2 separate regions of the Mus musculus genome follow, and region 2 is linked to region 1. Evidence: chromatin loops called from intact Hi-C (ENCODE). Cell type or tissue: left cerebral cortex. All regions are shown on one strand. Links, peaks and the distances in the headings refer to the core of each region. The heading gives the core; the rest is flanking DNA.

What was found. Peaks named below come from ENCODE experiments on the same cell type or tissue, not always from the same donor. Only the 100,000 strongest peaks of a DNase experiment are listed, where the experiment ranks them.
Region 2: a loop joins it to region 1, with 4 times the contacts of the local background. A loop is called at or near these places in 6 of 42 quality-filtered maps.

The regions. Positions count from the first base shown.
Region 1 is chr15:6,207,858-6,210,779 of GRCm38, reverse strand. No RefSeq gene overlaps it. Among named protein-coding and RNA genes, the nearest start is that of Gm23139, 58 kb to the right of the region's middle. In left cerebral cortex, for the core only: a CTCF peak has its summit at 1,281 (motif pointing right); a DNase peak (open chromatin) is centred at 1,279.
Region 2 is chr15:5,929,047-5,931,968 of GRCm38, reverse strand. No RefSeq gene overlaps it. Among named protein-coding and RNA genes, the nearest start is that of Gm41259, 110 kb to the left of the region's middle. In left cerebral cortex, for the core only: no CTCF peak of the experiment used is centred there; a DNase peak (open chromatin) is centred at 1,716.

The sequences.
Region 1 (2,922 bases), core at 315-2,814:
CTACAATTTCGTTAACAAAACTCTAAAGAGAAAAACTGAGACCGTAAAGATTTCAGCAGTGGTTAGTAAGGGCGAGGTAGCAGTGAGTATGGAGATGGTCACGGGCACAGGGTGGTGACAAAGTTCTTTATCCCGACAGTAGTTATGAAAACAGTTAAATTTTACTGTGTAAAGTAAAAAAACTCCTAAAATTGTGCTTTTTATGATCGATGAGTTTTTATTATATACACGTTACACTTCAAAAATTTTATTGACAAACTAGTTGAAAGTCATTTACTCAGTGGGACCGCCTGCAGCCTCTGCGGCCTCACTGTCACTTACTGGGATGGTTATGTAAAATTTGCAGCAACTTGCGCAGGTTAACGGAAGCCACTAATAGTTATTAAACACTGTGTCCTGTTCTGAGTGCCTTCACAGCTTTTCCTGATTGGATCTTCCCATTACTCCTGAGAAGGTGTGATAGTACCATCTCCATATGACAAAGACTGTCTCAGTTAGGGTTTCTATTGCTGTGAAACACCATGACCAAAAAGCAATTAGGGAGGAAAGGGTTTATTTGGCTTCCATTTACAGATCATAGTCCATCACTGAAGGAAGTCAGGATAGGAACTCAAACAGGGCTGGAACCTATGGCAGGAGCTGATGCAGAGTTCGTAGAGGGGTGCTGCTTACTGGCTTTCTTTACGTGGCTTGCCCAGCCTTCTTTCTTAAAGAACCCAGGACCGCTAGCCCAGAAGTGGTCCTCCCCTACAGTGGGCTGGGCCCTCCCCCCATTGACCACTAATTGAGAAAATGCCTTATAGCTGGATCTCATGGAGGCACTTCCTCACCTGAGGCTCCTTCCTCTCTGATGACTCTAGCTTGTCTTCAGTTGTCACACAAAACCAGCCAGTTCAAAGAGAAAACGGACCCCCTAAATACTCAGCAACAGTGCATAGCAGTAAATGTACAGGCAGCCTGACTCTAGAGATCAGAGAGCACTAAAGGTTGGGTGATTTCCTAAAGCTTATCTGACATTGGACAAGATGTTTTACAAACCCTAACATTGCTCAACAGATCAGCCATTGCTTTACTGAAGTTTTGTCAGTGTAACATGTCTCTTGCAATCGAAAGCCAATCAACTGCTTGTTAATTGTAACTTTGTATTGCTTTAAGTCAAAAATACGTCTTGCAGAAATCTCTAAATCTGCTATAACATCCAGCATGAAAGTCTGTGTTTAGAGTGTTCAGAATATAGGGACAGAGTTGAAGCTTTAGTTCAAGTGCAGTTTACAAACTCTTCCAGCAGATGGCAGTACAGCCATTGTTAAAAATGTTTGCTACACAGGTGACCTTAGCTGCTTTTTTCCTTCCTTCCTTCCTTCCTTCCTTCCTTCCTTCCTTCCTTCCTTCCTTCCTTCCTTCCTTCCTTCCTTCCTTCCTTCCTTCCTTCCTCCCTCCCTCCTCCCCCTCCCACCCTTTCTTCCTTTCTTTCCTTCCTGTCCTTTCTCTCTGTTTTTGTTGGTGTTCTCTGTGATGAGTCCTTTAAGGTTGCTTTAACAATTCTACTCCAGACATAACAGTTAACGATAAAGGTTAAGCCAGGTGTCAAAGTCTTTAGATCAAACCAGGACATCCATGGTTAGGTCTTGTGAAGGGTATTCTCAGTTGTATTTGACTATAACTGAAGTGAACTGCAATCTAGAAATAGAGGGTATACATGTGACCTGGATCTTGAGGCAGAAAGACAACATGGATTTTATTCAGATCTTGAATCTGGAAGACACAGGCTTTTGATCCAGATCTTGAGGTGGGATGGCGTATAACTTTAATCCAGATCTTGAGGCATACCTTAATATATATATATATATATATTCCATAGGTTCTGTGACTCTAGAGAACCCTGACTAATACAGAAATACAGATCTGGAAAAAGGGTGATGAGAATTTGATTTTGAACTTATCCAGACAAACTAATGTCTAGAGGAGGCGGCAGTTACAGAAATGACAATTGAGCAGCCAACTGCCTATCTTGGGGTTCACAAGAAATGTCAGTCAAAGAGAAAAGGGTTTTCTTGTCAGATTTGAGCAGAGGTGTTAAACTAAATGTTTGCCAGAAGGAATGGTATGAACTTAGACTGTATTTTGAGGTACCATCTTTCAATTAATTCACATAGCTATCAATAGCTGAGTCTGCTGGTCCCATTAGAAGCACAGATCAAGCAATAGATGTGCCTGGGTCTGGTGGTGCAGGGCTGAAATCACAACAAATGGGAAGACTGAGACCAGAAAATCCCAAGCTCAAGCCAGAGGTTTAAGACCAGTCTGGACTCTGTTTCAAAGTGAACATAGCATTGCATATCTATCTCAGTCAATGGTGGAGTGCTTGTGTAGCATGTTCAAGGGCTAGATCCATCTCTGCGTGGGACAGCAGAGGTGTTGCACCAAAGAGCTTTCTGTATTGACATTGGGGTCGAGAAGAGGCATGAAAGTTTTAGAAACCTTCTCTTAAATGCTAGCACTTAGGAGAGGTCTGCAAGTCTTGTGTGCTGGGAGCCGATGGGCAAGGGGGAAGGAAACAAGAGTCATAAATAATCTGAAGACATTTAGGAAATCTGTGAAAGGAAGCCATGGCCTGTGAGCAAGTGTTGCCCAGGTTGATGGAGATAGACAGGTTATCATGAGAAAGTGGCAGAGAGAATATGGAAAGGTACAGAAGTTCCTTTTTCAAGTTGGGCAGGGAGTGGGGCTTTGGATGTGGGGGAGGGGAGATGATTCTGTAGGTTGAGTAGACACAGGAATAGAGGAAATCCTGACACAGCCTAAAGACTCAGCCCATTTGTATGTGCAGTGAAGGGGCTATTTGAAATTATACTGAAGTTGGTTTTCTCTTTCCCTTAAATGACATTTAGATAATCTAATGAAACTGTATAACCTCATTTA
Region 2 (2,922 bases), core at 320-2,819, 280 kb after region 1:
GTGTCCTGGCACTACTTTGTAAAACTACACACAAGACAAAGCACTAAACTTCTGAGAGAAATAATTTCCGAATCAAATTAAATGTATGAAGTTATTTCTTTCTCGAGTAGATTTTGAAATAGCTCATTAAATGTTCATTATCTTCAGTTTTTTCTGGAAAACCTATGGTATCCTATTACTGGAGGGAAAAAAAAAAACAACTTAAATGGCTTTATAACCCTGGATCAGTTACAAACTCAGATTTCAAATTTGATATGATTATAATAATTTCACATTGTCACAATGATATCAGAATATAAAAGAATGTAGTTAGAAATAAATTGGCATCTGCTATAATTCAATTGAATAAAGCAATTTATGTTAATGGATACTGAGAAAAATGTAAGAAATATGAAATATGACATAACATTAAAACATAGACACAAAAATCTATTTTGATAAGACCTTAAAAATCAGTTGGTACATTTGATTTATTATGCCCATGAGTGGAAATTAAACACTTTAAAGTTGATAATGAGACAAAATTCATAATTCTATTAAATAAAGGCAAATGGTTTAATTTATACTTAAAAACTATGTTATACGACTAAGATGCTGAACCCTGAGTGCCCTGCTACTCCACTGTATTTTACAGTTTCTTTGGTGTCTGATTCTCATCCTCCTCGTTCAGGGTTATTATAAGATTTAACGGTATTTATGGCTCCATTGGGCATGTGAGTATGAGTGGAGATGTTTGTAGAAGTTTCTAGGTATCTTATCTACCATAATTTTCATTCAAAGACTCTGAACACTTTATAAGAGAATAACATCTTTACGACACAAAAAATGATCCACTTTCAGAGGAACACTCAAAGACCCAAGAGATTTATGGCTTTCATTTGTATCTCAGCTTAGTATCCCTCATTTTTCCTGATCAAACCTACAATTGGCATAGAAAACTTGCTTAAATTAACAATAAGTTTGGAACTTTTATAACCAAGTGCTATGTTTCGTCTTTTGTTCAGTTTTCCACCTAGTTTCAGGGGATGGTCCATGAGGCAATAACTAGCTAGACTCCACTTTGGACACTTTGCTTTACTTCTTAAATAAGATATCTGAGTCTTTTATGTTGACTTTTCCAGCAGATATAGTATTTAAGAGTAGCTACGACATTCTGATACTCTTGCTTTTTATTGTTGACTGATATTGTCCACCATGAAAGATACAACAGAGAACTTTACTCCAATTCTTGTGAATGGAGTAAACATAGCATTCCAGACATACACACACACACACACACACACACACACACACACATGATGCATTGAATCTGTCTCATACTGTGTCATCAATACAACTCTGCTCAGAGCATAGATAGGATTTCATTGTTAGAGGAAATGTAACTTGGAACATCCCACTATTTCCATTTTTGCTGTTCTGAACCACATAAGAGACTCCCCCAAACATGACAAACCCCAAACTTAGTTTGGTACACTTCTTAGAGTTTACACATCTGCATCTCTTCTCAACATGAACCCACTGTATAATCCACCCTACAATAGATAAACTATTACAGTTTTATCTATAACCACATAAAACTCAAGAGTACAGATAGTATCAACCATACTGTGAGGACCTCTAGGTACAGATATAGCTATGCACTGCGAAGATTCTCCTATGATTCTACCATTTCATGTAGGTGGATGCAAAGCCAGAAAGCTGGCTGCTCAGAGCCAAGCCCTAAGAAAATAACTTACATCTATTTTTTCCCGAAGCTAACAAAGCTCTGGCACTGGATGTAACTATCACTCACTTTGATCTAACAACCAGTCAGGCATCAGTCTAGCCCTTAGAAAGTGTGGCACAGTAGTCTGGCTCACATGCCCATGTTCCTTTCCTCCTTTCTAAGTCTATGGGTTGTCCTTCTCAATTTATCCTTTGAAAGTCACTCTATAAATATAATGTTCTCAGTAACAAAAGTCTGTTTTATTCTCTTTTAATAGTTTTGCTGAATTTCTCATTTGAATTGCTTTTTTTCCTGATTTTATTGAATCAGTTATCTGTATTATCATATCTTGCTGGGTTTCTTTGTAATAGTTATTTTAAATTCCTTTTCCTTACCTCACAGGTAGCCAGGATGCCCTGTGTAGCTGAGAGTAATCTAATAACACATCAGTAAATGCTGTGTCTTCTAGAAACGACATGTGCAGCCAGAGAGTCGGCAGTGTCTCCACAGGTCTGACATTGCCTTGACATCTAGTAAGACTGTGATCCTGACCACATCAAAGATTGTCCTATAGACAGCAACCCACAACACTTGCAGGTACCACCTGTTATAACCTGAAACCTTATCCTATACGAAAGCACACCACATTAGTGAATTCATAAACCCTTGTAACCTCAGACACCAATGCTGGCAAGATCATAGGAAAAGAAACTACACAGAGGCAACACTACTGAGTCCCAAATAGAAGTTAATATACCATTATCTTAGCATGTGCCTAAAGGTTAGAAGAACCTACCCAGTGGTGGGGTTGGGTGCATGGAATTGAACTTCTACCCTAGATACAGAAATATCAACTGCAGGCTGCAAAGAACACCAAAAAAGGAAGCAAACCTCACTGATATCCCTGAAAGAGCATAACTTTTCATTAACTAGAGAAAGGAGACTTGTGAAATACTGAAAAGGAGTGGTATGTAGAAACAGGTTTTGGCTATGACTCAGAATTTCAAGCAGCAAAAGTAAAAGTCAAGACAGAGAACAAATTGAAAGGTTTGTGCAGGGTCCAGAGAGATGGCCCAGTTCTTAAGGGCACAGACTACTCTGCCAGAGAACCTGAGTCTACTAGTGCCCATATCAAGTAGCTCACATGTTTGACCACTGGAGATACATACACATGCACATGCATTAACCATGAACATATATTACACACACACACACAC